Linked DNA regions of Homo sapiens: all the other regions are linked to region 2. Evidence: chromatin loops called from intact Hi-C (ENCODE). Cell type or tissue: PC-3. All regions are shown on one strand. Region 1 overlaps ACSL3 (acyl-CoA synthetase long chain family member 3). Region 2 has its middle 63 kb from the start of ACSL3. Region 3 overlaps ACSL3 (acyl-CoA synthetase long chain family member 3).

What was found. Hi-C counts contacts between places; a loop is a spot of excess contacts. Peaks named below come from ENCODE experiments on the same cell type or tissue, not always from the same donor. Only the 100,000 strongest peaks of a DNase experiment are listed, where the experiment ranks them.
Region 1: a loop joins it to region 2, with 8 times the contacts of the local background. A loop is called at or near these places in 57 of 110 quality-filtered maps.
Region 3: it touches region 2 in a loop (3-fold over the local background); 5 of 110 quality-filtered maps call a loop at or near these places.

What each region holds. Positions count from the first base shown.
Region 1 is chr2:222,901,510-222,906,509 of GRCh38, reverse strand. All of the region lies in intron 3 of ACSL3 (acyl-CoA synthetase long chain family member 3), which reads right to left. It also overlaps the pseudogene ATG12P2. Among named protein-coding and RNA genes, the nearest start is that of ACSL3-AS1, 16 kb to the left of the region's middle. RefSeq lists an enhancer at 1-381. In PC-3, a CTCF peak has its summit at 2,704 (motif pointing right); DNase peaks (open chromatin) are centred at 1,779 and 2,699.
Region 2 is chr2:222,795,340-222,800,339 of GRCh38, reverse strand. No RefSeq gene overlaps it. Among named protein-coding and RNA genes, the nearest start is that of ACSL3, 63 kb to the left of the region's middle. RefSeq lists enhancers at 3,932-4,854, 4,855-5,000. In PC-3, a CTCF peak has its summit at 2,860 (motif pointing left); a DNase peak (open chromatin) is centred at 3,399; H3K4me3 peaks cover 1,228 bases; H3K27ac peaks cover 2,563 bases.
Region 3 is chr2:222,876,846-222,881,845 of GRCh38, reverse strand. All of the region lies in intron 1 of ACSL3 (acyl-CoA synthetase long chain family member 3), which reads right to left. Among named protein-coding and RNA genes, the nearest start is that of ACSL3, 18 kb to the right of the region's middle. In PC-3, no CTCF peak of the experiment used is centred here; DNase peaks (open chromatin) are centred at 2,365 and 2,845; H3K4me3 peaks cover 1,271 bases; H3K27ac peaks cover 2,250 bases.

The DNA.
Region 1 (5,000 bases), 110 kb before region 2:
ACAAGCCTCAAAGACTGCCATCAAACACAACCCCTATACAAAGGGCATCTTAATTTAACTGGATCACAAGTGGGGAAATTTATGGCCCAAAGCTTTGTCCAAAACAATAAAGCAATCAGTTAGCAATTAGTGAAGAATAGTTGCTGGGTGGTGATACCAATGAAAGCAGAAGCTTAACAAGGAGATCTGAGAGTTAAAGAAAGCCCTGCTGAAAATCGGCTATCATCTCTCAAGAAGGGCAGTCCAGGGTGACTATGTGCGTGCCCAAGTGTACCCTCTTGAGGAGAAACATCTGAGGGTACACTGTGCAGAATAAACAAACCTCAGTGTAATAGCTCAGCCAAGTCAGTTAACAAATAAGGAAACAACACAACAAGCAGCAGCCCTGGAAGAGGGGAGGGAAAATCAGTATTCCGAGTTGCTACAAAATACTATCTAAAATGCCCAGTTTACAACACAAAATCATGAGGCATGCAAATAAACAGAAAAGTATGACACACAGAAAGAAGGGAAAAGCAGGCAGCAGAAATTGTCCTTGAAGGCCCAGATGTCAGACTTAGTAGACAAGACAGCAAAGCAGCTATTATAAATATGTTCAAAGAACTAAAAGACTGAATTCTAGCACTCTGGAAAAAAAAAAAAAGAACTAAAGGAAATCATGCTTAAAATACCAAAAATCCAAATCGATTTTACAAGTTAAGGAACACCTCCAAATTTGCTCATGCACAGCTGATGAGAAGTCAGGACTCCCAACTGAGCCTCAGGCTCTGTTCACCATTCCAGGCTATTTTCTTTGACAATGTATTGTGTAGTAATCCAAAGACTGGTCGAGGGAATTTGGTTTTTGCCATAAAGGTCATGGGGAGACATTAAAGCTTTCTGTACAGGAAAATGGCAAAATGAAAACAAACGGTCTTGCTACACCTAGAACATCAGAGTTGCAAAGAATAAACATACCCTAATAACCCAGAAGAAAGATGTTATCCAACTAAGTTCTCTCACTAAAATTTAATTTTGCATGTTTGTTTTTGAATTAAAAATAATATCATGGCCAGACATGGTGGCTCATGCCTGTAATCCCAGCACTTTGGGAGGCCAAGGCAGGCGGATTGCTTGAGCCCAGCAGTTCAAGACCAGCCGGGGCAATATAGTAAAACCTCATCTCTACAAAAAAGAGAAAAATTAGCAGGGTGTGGTGGTGCACACTTGTAGTCCCTGCTACTCGGGAGACTGAGATGGGAGGATCACCTCAGCCTAGGGAGATCGAGGCTGCAATGAGCTGTGATCCTGCCACTGCACTCCAGCTTGGGCAACAAAGCAAGACCCTGTCTCAAAAAACATATATAAAAAAATTAGCCAGATGCAGTGGCTTATCATGAGGCTGAGGCAGGCCTGTTTGAGCTCTTACCACCCCTGAACAATCCTTTTCAAAATCTCACCTGGGACCTAACAAGATGGCAGAAGCTGAAGACAATGTCACAGCTACCTCCCTTAACTGCTGCTGGCAGCAAAGGACTTACTCTAGAGGTCTCCCCAAAGCAAGCACCTCAGACCCCCCTTATTCCACTGTAGTTTCCTGGGACACAGGATCCTGCTGGCAACATCAAGAAAATTCTGACATCCTACTAAAGGCTGTGGGACATGTTCCTATTATGAAAACAAAGAAGCAGGCAGTAGAGTGAACTCGAACCATCCAAAGACTCCTTGACTTCATCAAAAAAGTTCCTTAAACTTGCAACCTCAGTTGTTTATTTATGTGAGTCAGGCTTTTGCTCTTTCCCTGGACCAGGAATTTGGAACCTTCTATGAGTGTTTCAGCAGTGATGGTAAACTAGTTCTACATTACTGCAAATCTCAGGCATGGGAATGAACCACAGAAAAAAACAACTTGCTACTTAAAATGAATTTTCACAGAGGAAATAGTTCTGAAAAGTTTTGATGCTTTGTAGCAAGAGCCTTAACAGATATGACCTATTCAGTATGTGTCCACTATGACCTATGCTAATGCCTAAGAAAACATCCACAGCATGAATGGACTCACAAAAACGTGATTTGTATTAATATACAAATCATCATAAAAGACTGACATCAGAGCAGACCCACCGTTCCTATACATTACTATTCTCATTGCCACAGATCTGCCTCCAAGGTTGAAATGGAGACTAAGACCATATAAACTTCACTACCAGTTCTCAAAATGACCATAATTGTTTTTTGTTTTGTTTTGTTTTGTTTTTTGAGATGGAGTTTCGCTCTTGTTGCCCAGGCTGGAGTGCAATGGTGCGATCTCGGCTCACTGCAACCTCCGCCTCCCAGGTTCAAGCAATTCTCCTGCCTCAGACTCCCGAGTAGCTGGGATTACAGGCATGCACCATCACGCCCGGCTAATTTTGTATTTTTAGTAGAGACGGGGTTTCTCCATGTTGAGGCTGGTCTCGAACTCCTGACCTCAGGTGATCCGCCCGCCTCGGCCTCCCAAAGTACTGGGATTACAGGCGTGAGCCACCGCGCCCAGCCGACCATAATTGTTTTAATGGTAAAAGTTTATTAAAGGGCTTTTTTTTTTTAACTATTCAGGGAACTTCAGTTTGTTTGGGATATGGGATGTTTACATTTATACCCACTGTGTTACCTTCTTGTAAAATAGTCATATTGACCTGCTCACTGAATACCTTAAATAGTCCAGTAGAGGGCAGCCCTGCTGGCAAAAAGGGTTTTACATCTTTACCACACAGTAACAGGAGAAAAGACTGTTTTGTTAATTTTTAGCTAATATCTAGTCAGGAGAGCAAGCATGTTGGGCAAACTGGAAGACTATTTCAGAGAATATACATAGTTTAAATTTATTCCATTGGGATACAGAAAAAAATTTTATAAATTCTGGACAAATGACTCATATAACTCTTTTCAATCCTATCATTTAATATTTCTTGAGTTCCAATCATATAACTATGGTGTTACTCTGTCATTTATTTATATAGTATCAAAAGAACTAAATAATCCCAGCAACATCTTTGAGTGTTTCACAATGCACTTTCCAACTTGAAAGCAATCAATAATTGAAAAACAGGCCAGCATGGTGGCTCACAACTGTAATCCCAGGACTTTGGGAGGCCAGGACAAATGGATCACTTGAGCTCAGAAGTTTGAGACCAGCCTGGGAAACATGACGAAGCCCTGTCTCTACAAAAACTACAAAAGTTAGCCAGGTATGGTGGCACACACTTGTAGTACCAGCTACTCAAGAGGCGGAATCAAGTGGGAGGATGACTTGAGACCAGGAGATGAAAAGTGCGATAAGTTAAGATCATGCCACTGCACTCCGGCCTGGGCCACGAAGCCAGACCTCATCTCAAAAAAAAAAAGAAAATCAACCTTCAATTTTACGTCTATTTCATGACATGACTAACAGTACCATTTTTACTGATGCTACTAGGCTGTAATTTCCTAAGGTGTGATTTGACTTTTTTTTCTTCCTTCTATTTGTAGTACCATATTGATAGAGGCTGGAGGCAGACAAATACCTAGGCAGATAGGGTAGAGTCCCCGGTGAAACCTCACCTTCAAGCCTAAAGCAACCTGAAGGCTGAAAGACTGGACTGCTGGTCCAGGTTGAAACCCGTGACCCAGAGGGAGAAAGTCTGTCCCAGTTTGCCCACCGTTTCCTGACTGATTCTTTCTGAATAATGCCCTAGGGTGGAGCCACCAGGAATTTGTGCCTCATGCAGAGGAGAAGTCTGCACTCTTCAGCTCCTGTGTGGTGGCCCTGGTATTCAATTTGTGAGGTAGAAACCTGCCTGCAGGACCCCTCTCTTTGCTGAGCTTTCCTTTTGCTTAATAAATTCCGCCCTCCTCATCCTTCAATGTGTCCACATGCCTAATTTTTTTCTGGTCATGAGACAAGAACCTGGATTTAGCTGAACTAAGGAGCAAGAATCCTGCATCAATATCTTTTTTAAAGCATTATAATAAATTGAATGGCATGTACAAACAAGATCTAAGGTATGTACTAGAATTCCAAGTATTTATTTTCAAAGGTAATGGTGTGAATGGTATGATTTTATTGAAGGATTTGAATTATATTTTAATCCCTTAAAGCCCAGAATGCAATTTATGGCTACAGGGATCTGCCATACATTAGCCTCAGGGGACGCTAAGTAACAACTAAATTTATAGTGATGAAATCACTGTCTAGTTCTCATTTTCTACCCAAACCTATGAATTTTTGAGTCCCCTTACATCAATGTCTTTATGTAATTAATATAGCTAATAGCACTAGAATAATACTGACAAGTTGAATTACATAACATTATCTTACAAGATTATAAAAATTTGCAATTATGTTGAAAGCTGGAAAGTGTATCAAGTTAAATAAGTTGGATATGAAAAAAGACTTATCTAATTTTGTCCACTTAGTTTACTTAAGTGAATATATTTACACGCATGTATTTAACAAGTAACAAAAATATGTTAAATTTGGGTATTGTGTTTACCACTGAGGTTTCAGATGATAGAATATTTGCTACCTCAACAATATTTGAGTTCTTTTTTTTTTTTTTTTTTTTTGAGACCGAGTCTCACTCTGTCACCCAGGCTGGAGTGCAGTGGCGCGATCTCGGCTCACTACAACCTTCGCCTCCGGGTTCAAGTGATTCTCCTGCCTCAGCCTCCCGAGTAGCTGAGACTACAGGCGTGCTCAATCACGCCCAGCTAATTTTTGTATTTTTAGTAAAGATGGGGTTTCACCATGTTGGCCAGGATGGTCTCGATCTCTTGACCTTGTGATCCGCCCACCTTGGCCTCCCAAAGTGCTGGGATTACAGGCGTGGGCCACCATGCCCAGCCTTTTCTTTTGGACCTAAATAACTAGTTCATTAAATCTAAGGTTAGCTTAAAAAAGATCTCAGCTGTATAAAAGCTGGCTTTTAGACAGAAATAAGTAAGCTGATTTTAAAATTCACATGGATATTAAAAGCACCCAGAACAGCCAAACAATCTTG
Region 2 (5,000 bases):
GGGGGATAGGGAGACCAGTGAGGGAATCCCTGCTTGGGCTTCCAGGGGCCAAGTGCTGCTTGTGGAAGAAGCTCTGCATTGGGGAGAGGGGGGTCCTCAGTACTTTGGAACTGACTAGCCACTTAATTCCCATTCATTTGAGTGCACGTAGGAAGCCCAAGGAGCAGTTTTGAAGGGGACAGGTATCAAAACCCTACACTGACATCCACGTGACCATCTTCTCTCTTTCTCTCTCTCTCTCTGAGACAGAGTCTTGCTCTGTTGCTCAGGCTGGAGTGCAGTGGCATGATCACAACTCACTGCAGCCTCAATCTCCTGGGCTCAAGAGGTCCCACCTCAGCCTCCCAAGTAGCTGGGACTACAGGTGCACACCATCACGACTGACTAATTTTTGTATTTTTTTGTAGAGATAGGGTTGTGCCATGTTGCCCAGACTGTACTAATGTCTTTAATGGTGTTTAACATCACTCCTGCTAAATCGATGGCTTTAAGACTGTTTCTTATAGTCCCTTGTCTTCCCCTGAAGAGTTTATGTAGCACACATCTTCCACAGAGCAAGGATACAATGAACGTTTGTCTGTATGTCTTGCCTTCTTTCAGGAAGAGAACAGTCACGCCTCATGATCAGCTGAGTGTGTGAGTTAAGCAGCAGAATCATGAAGACATTCCTGTCCTGCTGGAGTTGACTGCCTGTGTGTAGAGTTGCACTTTACCCCTCTACTCCTTTTCCATCACCTCCCCTTCCTATCCACAACTCTCACCATGAAAACAGTGCAGAGGCGAATTTCCAGACTGGACGCTTCCAAGCCAGCTTACCTGTACCCTTAACAGATGTGCCAGTTGGGAAACTATTTCGTGTTTCTCCTTAAACAAACTCCTTAATCCTTCCTTAAGCAATGAAAACAACTGATTTCTCTTAGTCAACACAATAAAAACCTTCAGAAAGTAATTACAAAATTGCTTGCAGGTAACAACCTATAAGACCTATAAGAAATGTCCTCTTTGTGTTAAGAACGCAATCTCTTTGGTATAGTGATATGATCTCCAAAATTACATTTGCAACATCAGGCAATGAAACAAAGGAACATCTTAATAAATTAATCCTAAAATAACTTCGTTATAGCAGAATGTTATCTGAATTTGGAAATGGGAAATCCTGAAGTATATGGCAGAAAAGAATTTGTCTATGAACAGCAATTTGCCAACAAGATCAGGAGGGAACTAAACTCAAAGATATGTTGTCAATGTGCACAGTGTCCATGCCTAGAACTTGGTAAAATTGCTCCCTTTAAGGTACTGGCTACAATTGAATGTGAACCTAGAATGAATGTCAGTAGGTTTCGTTAGGCCATGGGGCCCATCCTGCCTGACACCCAAATCTCACCTCACGCTGAGGTTCCTGGGATTGGGATTGAGTCCAGAAACAATTGTGCATCTCTAAGAGATTCCCACTGTACAACCAAGTGGCTTCCTGCTGAAGTATTCTCCAATCAAGTGGTGGGTCAGTTCTGAAAGGAGCTGACCTGTCATGTTAAGGGGAATGCTGGTTCAAAGAGCTACACCTGGGCTGCACCTCCACCTTCAGAGCTGCAGACACCTGGGCCACACCTACACCTTTACAGCCTCATACTTATCTCAAGGCTCCCCATAACCCAGGAAAAGTAAGCAGAGGTAGCTAAAAGACTGGATCACCTGTCAACACAGTTGGGTCATCTCTCAGTGCATCAACTAAAGGGTATTTTCTGGGCAGTATATAAACTTGGATTTTAGAATACCAATCCACTGCATTCTTTAAATATTGTCTAGAAAATTGGAAAAATAAGACTGGGTGCGGTGGCTCATGCCTATAATCCCAGCACTTTGGGAGGCCGAGGAGGGTGGATCACTTAAGATCAGGAGTTTCAGATTAGCTTGGCCAATATGGTGAAACCTTGTCTCTACCAAAAATACAAAAATTAGCTGGGTGTGGTGGCACATGCCTGTTGTCCCAGCTACTTGGGAGGATGAGGCAGAAGAATCCCTTGAACCTGGAAGGCAGAGGTTACAGTGAGCCAAGATTACGCCACTGCACTCCAGCCTGGGTGACAGACCAAGACTCTGTCTCAAAAAAAGAAAAAGAAAATTAGAATAATAAAAAAGAAAAGGAGGAATTATTTTTCTGAGTGCCACTCAGAAATAGGAAGTTGATTGTGTTTTAGTCACTGGAGTTAAAATAAGTCATTAATCATCCTCTTCCCCTGTCTTTTAAGAATCATCATTACGGTCATGTGTCACCTAATGAGGATACATTCTGAGAAATGTGTCATTAGGCAATTTCGTTGTTATTTGAATGTCATAGATGTACTCATACAAACCTAGATAGTATAGCCTACTACACACTTAGGCTGTATAGTACAGCCTGTTGTTCTATAAATCCTATATAACATGTGACTGGACTGAATACCATGGGCGATTAAAACACAATGGTAAGCATTTGTGTATCTAAACATAGAAAAGGTACAGTAAAAATACAATATAAAATTTTTTTAAATGGAACATCTATTTAGGGCAGCTCCATTATAATCTTACGGGACCACATTGTATATAGATGCAGTTCATCTTTGAGCAAAACATCATGATTTGACACATGATTTACTTTAAAGCAAGTAAATGACTGATATAGTAATAGGCAGAAAGTTGGTCATTGAATGGCTAGAGCTTTTCCTAAAAAAAAAAAAAAAAAAAAATACAAGGCCAAGAACTGGCTTTTAAATTTTTCAAATACTTTCTTTCAGAAACAATAATAGGGCAATTCTTTGCCAAAGGCAGACGGCATCAAGTTCAAAAGGAATAAAGACTTAATGGCTATGCCCCCTAGAGTCAAAGAAGATAAGCTGCAGGAAAGATTATTTTGGGGGAGGAGGAAGTTTAGGGGAAAGATAGTGACCCTTTTACATTTATTATGGTAGCATTATCTTCAGCAAATAAATGTCATCTGCATTTATTTGCTGAGGGTTCAGAGACCCTGGCAGCAGTCACAGAAATCCGTTCTAACAAGATTAAACATTCTCAAAAATAATTTCTCAAGTGTGGAACCTAGGCGGTCTTCCCCTTAACATTAGGTATAGGTTCTGCTTGTCGGGCTCCTGTTTTTCATCTTTTACTGTAGGAAAAAAATTCCAAAATTTCTTTGACACATGAAGAGCAGATTTGAAAAGCTGCAGTTCATCTGAAGTGTTTTAGGTACAGCAGAGGAGGCACCCTGGGGCCTGATTATTGGGTATTGTGGGAGCAGCTCATCGTCTCTCTGGCTCAGCAGGCTCACACCACTGCCTGTCAGTGCCCAGGATGACAACTCACTGCAAAGAGCCAAGGGCCCCCTCCTGGGAACAGTCAGCTCCCGGAGGCTTGGGTCTGTTTCTTCTGCAGCTGGACATTCACATCCAGTACAGTGTTTACAACAGAGATAGCACTCAATAAATATTTGTTGAGTGATGAACAAATGTATGCATGTCAGCTCTTGGGCAGCAGCCTGGAATCACTTCTGAGGTTTTTGGTTCAGGATCTATACTGACTTTTCCAGGATGTCCTTTGATCGCTGGGTGTTGACTTCTGCAGTGCAAATGTGGTAAATGAGTCCTTCCTCAGAGCAATTCTCAGGCATGAGGAGGTACAGCAGGCCGCTGTGAGGAAGTTTTAGCTGTGAACATCATGCCTTTCTGTTCCTGGGACTGGCCACAGTTCCAAGAAACATCTTAGGCAGTTTTCCAACATGGCGAGGTTGATGTCTTCACTGTCATTTCATTTATGGTGCAAAAGAAAAGTAGCCAGGACATCACCCTGAGACTGAGACCTTTGGAGCCACAGAGGGATATTTTCTGGAGACAGGAAGGCTCTCTAGAGTCATTGTCAAAAGGCAGTTTGTTATTATAAGTTCTTGTCAAAGATTGCCTAGAATTTGTACGTTATACATAACCCAGAAAAGAAAACACAACATCCAGTTTGTATCAAACAAAGGGCAGCTAAAAACTGGCTTTTCATTTGTCAGAGTGCTAAGTATCCTGTGGATTTATCCTCAGAACAAAGTTCTGCTTATACTGCAAATATTTATTCTAGTAACAATGAGTACAGCAGGATATAGGGCCGTAGAATAGTTTGCACAGTGGAACTTTATTTGAAGAAGTGGGGCATGTCCAGGTAAAGTTTGCATATGATAGCAGATTTTCCAATCACGTATTTCCCTTTCCCTCTGGACAAGGTGACATTTGGGGGGAAGTGTGGTAAAATTTGGGACAGGCAAGGTTGCCTTTTAATCTTTAATGAAGGTGCCTTGAAAATGGCCTAATTCTGGTTGCTTGTAGGTATCACTGACTGACAGGTTTACAGAATGTCCCACAGATATACTATGCCCCTGACAGCCCAGGAGACAGGGATGTTCCTAAGCCCCAAATATCAAGAGTGAAGGCTGCTCTTTGGATACGTGCTAATGCAATCCTAAAACAGGGGGAAAAGAAAAAGGAAAAGAAGAAAAGGGGGAATGTGGAAGCAAGAAAAAATAAAATTAGCTGGGCGTGGTGGCGTGTGCCTGTAATCCCAGCTACTTGGGAGACTGAGGCAGGAGAATCTCTTGAACCTGGGAGGCAGAGGTTGCAGTGAGATGAGATTGCACCACTGCACTCCAGCCTGGGTGAAAAAGTGAGACTCTGTCTCAAAAAACAAAAACAGACAAAAATAAAAAACATAAGAAAGAGAAAGAATGAGGAGCACTTAGAAAAGGAAGCGGAGTTCATTAGTTCATTGGGGAGGGGAATAAAGGCTTATGGAGGAAAGTGTCAGCAGCTGAGGTCCAAATAGCACAAAAAAAGAATTTGGCAGGGAAAGGGGGCACTCAGACAGCATTGTGTTTGGTGTTTGGGTACTTTGTAATGGAAAAGCAGGCTGTAGCCTGAGGCCCAAGATCAGGTCAGGCTAGGGAACAAAGGCAGCATGTAATGGGTATGGTGAGTCAGCATGAACCCAAA
Region 3 (5,000 bases), 82 kb before region 2:
TGAGCATCACCATACATTTTCTTAAGTATTTAAGAAAAGTGAGGCCGGGCGCAATGGCTCACACCTATAATCCCAGCACTTTGGGCAGGTGGACCACCTGACGTCAGTTCATGACCAGCCTAGCCAACATGGTGAAACCCCATCTCTACTAAAAATACAAAATTAGCTAGGGGTGGTGGCGCATGCCTGTAATCCCAGCTACTTAGGAGGGTGAGGCAGGAGAATCGCTTGAACCCGGGAAGCGGAGGTTGCAGTAAACCAAGATCGCACCATTGCACTCCAGCCTGGGCGACAAGAGTGAAACTCCATCTCAGGGGTGGGGCGGGGAGTGAATATCAATTACTAAGTTTTAAAGGAACATCTTATTCAGAAACAAAATTGCTTAAACTTAAAAACAGTATATTTATTAGAAATCAACATTAAACATCATACTGAAAAGCAAATTCCAACCAAGTAAGGGACAACAAGGCCAACTATGATCATAATTATTATATATCAAGAAGGCTCTAACTCTATGCTGTCCAATGCGGTAACCGCAAGTGCCACTGCACACCTGAAACGTGGCTAGTCCAAACTGAGATGTGATCTAAGTGTAAAATACACATGGGATTCCAAAGACCTAGTAGTAAAAAAAGAACATAAAATAGTTAATTAATAAATTTTATATTGAACATATACACTGAAATAAGATTTTGAATATATTACATTAAACAATGTAATGAAATCAATTGCCTACTAGAAATGTAAAACTACATATATGGCTTACATTTACGGCTCTCAAGGCATGTCTTCTGAACAGCACTGCACTTTAGCCAATGCAATGAAAAAATAAACGACAGTTATGAATACTGAAAAAGACAGAATCATTATTGTGTGCAGATAAGTGCCTGCCTGACAAGAAAATCTGAAGGAATCATTTGAAAAATATCCAACCAGAGGGAGAATTCACAAAAATACTTCGATACCAAGTAAATAATAAAAATAGACAGGTTTTTTTTTGTTTTTTTTTTTTTTGGGAGACAGAGTCTCGCTCTGTCACCCAGGCTGGAGTGCAGTGGCGTGAACTCTGCTCACTGTAAGCTCCGCCTCCCGGGTTCACGCCATTCTCCTGTCTCAGCCTCCTGAGTAGCTGGGACTCCAGGCACCCACCACCACGCCTGGCTAATTTTTTTTTTATTTTTAGTAGAGACAGGGTTTCACCGTGTTAGCCAGGATGGTCTTGATCTCCTGATCTCGTGATCCGCCCACCTTGGCCTCCCAAAGTGCTGGGATTACAGGCATGAGCCACCGCGCCCGGCCAAAAATTGACAGTTTTTTTATATATTATTAATCACCAGTTAGAAATTGAAACGGAAATATAGTCACAATAGCAAACGCAAGTTTAAAATACTTCATGTAATATAACATTCATATTTACATATGGGTGTCTGTGTATGTAAAATGCTACTGATAGACACACACAAAAAAACCCTGAATATATGAAAAGACAGACTTGCTCCTGAGTAGAAAGGATAAATGTAATTCTGCCAAAATTAACCCATAAACCAAATGCAATCCCAATGAAAATCCTACTAGGATTTTTCTTACGTGTTTGTTTTGTATGCTTATGTGATATATTAATTCTAACATTTATCTAGAAGAAAAAACTTTGAGAAACAGCATATTTAATGCATATTTGCCCTATTCCATATCAAAACACGAATTGTTAATACAGAATTTTAAAACCAGAAATAGTCATGGGACTTTTGTATATGGCAATAGTGACATCACAGATCAGCAGGTAAAATCTTATTCAGTAAGTTGCACAGCATCAAAGAAAAATTTTAACAGAGGTAGTAGCTGAATTAAGTCCTGGAAAGATGAGAAGCAGATCCCTGAAGCAAACAACCAGCCTAGTAATACCTCTCTTCCACAGCTCCCATATTCCATAAATAGAAAAAAAAAAAAAAGGTTTATTATTGGTCTTTATTCTGATTCTGAAACAGTCTCCAGTGATGTCAACCCACAGTCCACATTGCCTGGCCTACGACTGTTGGGAAGGGAAGCACTGGCTCTGTTTCACATATGTGATACTGTTCTGTCCCCATCTCCAACACCGCAGACTACGGCAAATGTGTGCATCCACAGGTATCCAGCAGACCTGTGACCAGTGAAGCCTGTATCAAAAACATGAATGTGCTGGTCCAATCATACTCTTCTGTCCAAAACTTGGAATGGGGTATGGAATTGGAGAGAGACAGAAGCAGCTAAGAGGACTGTCAAAATAAACTCATCTTTCAAGATGCAGGATGAGTATAATTACCCACAGACAAAGCTGAATAAATCCCTCCAGGCTCTTATTCCTCCTTCACTCCTGCCTAACAGGGAGGCATGGGTGAGCATACAGTGAGTAATCACAAGTAGCCTGAGATCGCTGGAACACAGGAAATATATGGGGGGAGTTAGCAATGAAAATGTTGTAGATAGCATGAGATCGGTTTTCAAGTAAAGCATTTAACTAAATTTGTTTTTTATTTTATTTTATTTTTTTGAGACAGTCTCGCTCTGTCCCCCAGGCTGGAGTATAGTGGCACCATCTAGGCTCACTGCAATCTCCACCTCCTGGGTTCCAGCAATTCTCCTGCCTCAGCCTCCCACGTAGCTGGGATTACAAGCGCCCGCCACCATGCCCGGCTAATTTTGGTATTTTTTGTAGAGACAGGGTTTCACCCATGTTGACCAGGATAGTCTTGAACTCCTGACCTCAGGTGATCCACCCGCCTTGGCCTCCCAAAGTGTCGAAATTACAGGTGTGAGTCACTGTTCCCAGTCCTAAATGTGTGTTGTTGTTTTTTTTAAGAATGATTACTTGGGTCAACACAGAAAATAAACCGAAAGGGATTCCAGGTATGTGGTTATTACCACAGCCCAAGTGATGAAGTGCAGAATTTAAGGCAGTAGACACAGAAGAAACAGGACCAACTGTACAGGCTTCTCTGAGGTAAAATTAGTAGGACCTGTCAGGTAGGATGTATAGAGTAAGGGCTCTGAAAATTAAAGTCTACATTTCCAGAATGAAAGAATGGTGGCGTGTAACGAGGAATACAAGAAGAACAGACACAAATATGAGCGCATAAATATAGGGCTGGATGTTAAGTTTGTGGGAAAGACCAGAAGAGAGATTCACTATATTGTTAGAAATACAGGGCTGGGGCTCCAAACAGCTGAAGATGCAGAGGTCACAGTCATCATTGACTCTATTCATAGAACACAGAATTCCTCAGAAACAGTATATTCAATTGTAGGATAAAGGATTAAGGGCAGATGCCAGAAGAACCAACAAGAAAGGTAAAGGAACAGGAAACAGTGCCCTAGAAGCCAAAGACAAACACTTGTTGTCAGGAGTGTCAACAAGGCTGCAGAGAAGGCGATAAGCAGCAATGACATTAAAGTACAGCAAGCAGTGGGCCTGGCCTGAAACAATCCATCGCTTTCCTGCCTTCACAATCACATAATTTTTTAAATTACATTAGCATATATTACTCAACCAGTTAGTACATATTTACCAACAGAAAAGCTATTCTTCAGGAATTCCTGAGCTTCCATTAATAAGTATATACTGGTCATTCTGATATGAGATTTTTGGCCTTCCAAAAATTTTCTGGTAATATATTCAAATCTTTCAACTCAATTTAATAAATGCTTACTCAGTATCTCATGTCCATTACTGTGCTAGGTGGCAGGGATGCAGAGACTGATTCATTCATTCAACAAATGTGAGTGTCTCCTATACGCTGGGCACTGGGTGTGCAGCAGTGAATAAAGCACAGTATCTTTCTTTCTAGTGGAAGAATAAATTAAACTTACTCTCCCTGAAGGAGCTCAAAAGAAACACATTATGTTCTTGACTTATCTAAGAAAGACAGCAAATATAATTATTTCATAAAGCTATTTGAAATTAATAACAAGAAACAAAAACTGTGATCACCTATAATTAACATGCCTGTACTCTGGCATCATGTAATACAAAGAAATTTTATTAACTTAAATACACAGCTCCCAATTGTCTACGGGTAAATTATCCATGCATCAAGGGCAATTCCCAAATAGTGACTCACAATTCTGGGTAGTGTTCCATCCAAATTTCTAGCATGTAATCTAACACATGATGTAGTATATAATATATAGGCATTACATATGCCAGTTTTACACTATGTCCACCATTCTCCCCAGAAACATCAATGCAAAGAACAGAAACTGTTACATGCCTACAAAATCATTTCTGAACTAGGTATTTATAAAGGTATAAGTGTATATGTAGCCGTCACTGAGGTTAGTATCTAATAAAAACAACAAATGCCAATATAGATGTTTCTCACCAAAAAAGTAAATCTACGAATGTGCTATGCTTTTCATTCTCAATACCAAAGTTCAGATTTACATAAACAGGCCCTGAGTATTCAACTGATCCTGCCCTCATGGAACTTTCCATCTGGGCTATCATCTGCTCCACCTCTTCATTACAAGGAAAATCACAAAACTAACTTTTAAAAAACACCCTCTAAACAATCTAAGTACAAAACCATCTCTCAAGTACAAAACTCCAAAACTACTCTTAACCATAACCAGTCCTATTCCACCAACTCTTTCACTTCAATCCTTTGACCTCATCCAGAACTCCAATCCCCTTGAGCTCTCCACCATCTTTCTCAATCTATCAGGCCTCCCCCTGCCTGATCTCTACTGTTAATTGACTTATCCTGTAACACACCCTTTCAGTTCCCCAAGCATTCCCCATGTGTGTTCTTGTCCCATGCCTTTATGCTTGGTATGTCCCCTGGGTCCCATCTCCAATCCCCTCCTAACTCAGAAAAACTATGCTCTATCCAGAAGTAAAGGAATATAGATTTTCAATGAACTCTCTCCATCTATTTTTACCTCCATCGTTTATCTCCCCTCCTCCATCAAGGCTGGGTTAGATGTCCTTCCTATGAGCTTCCAAAACACTTCAGGCATACCAT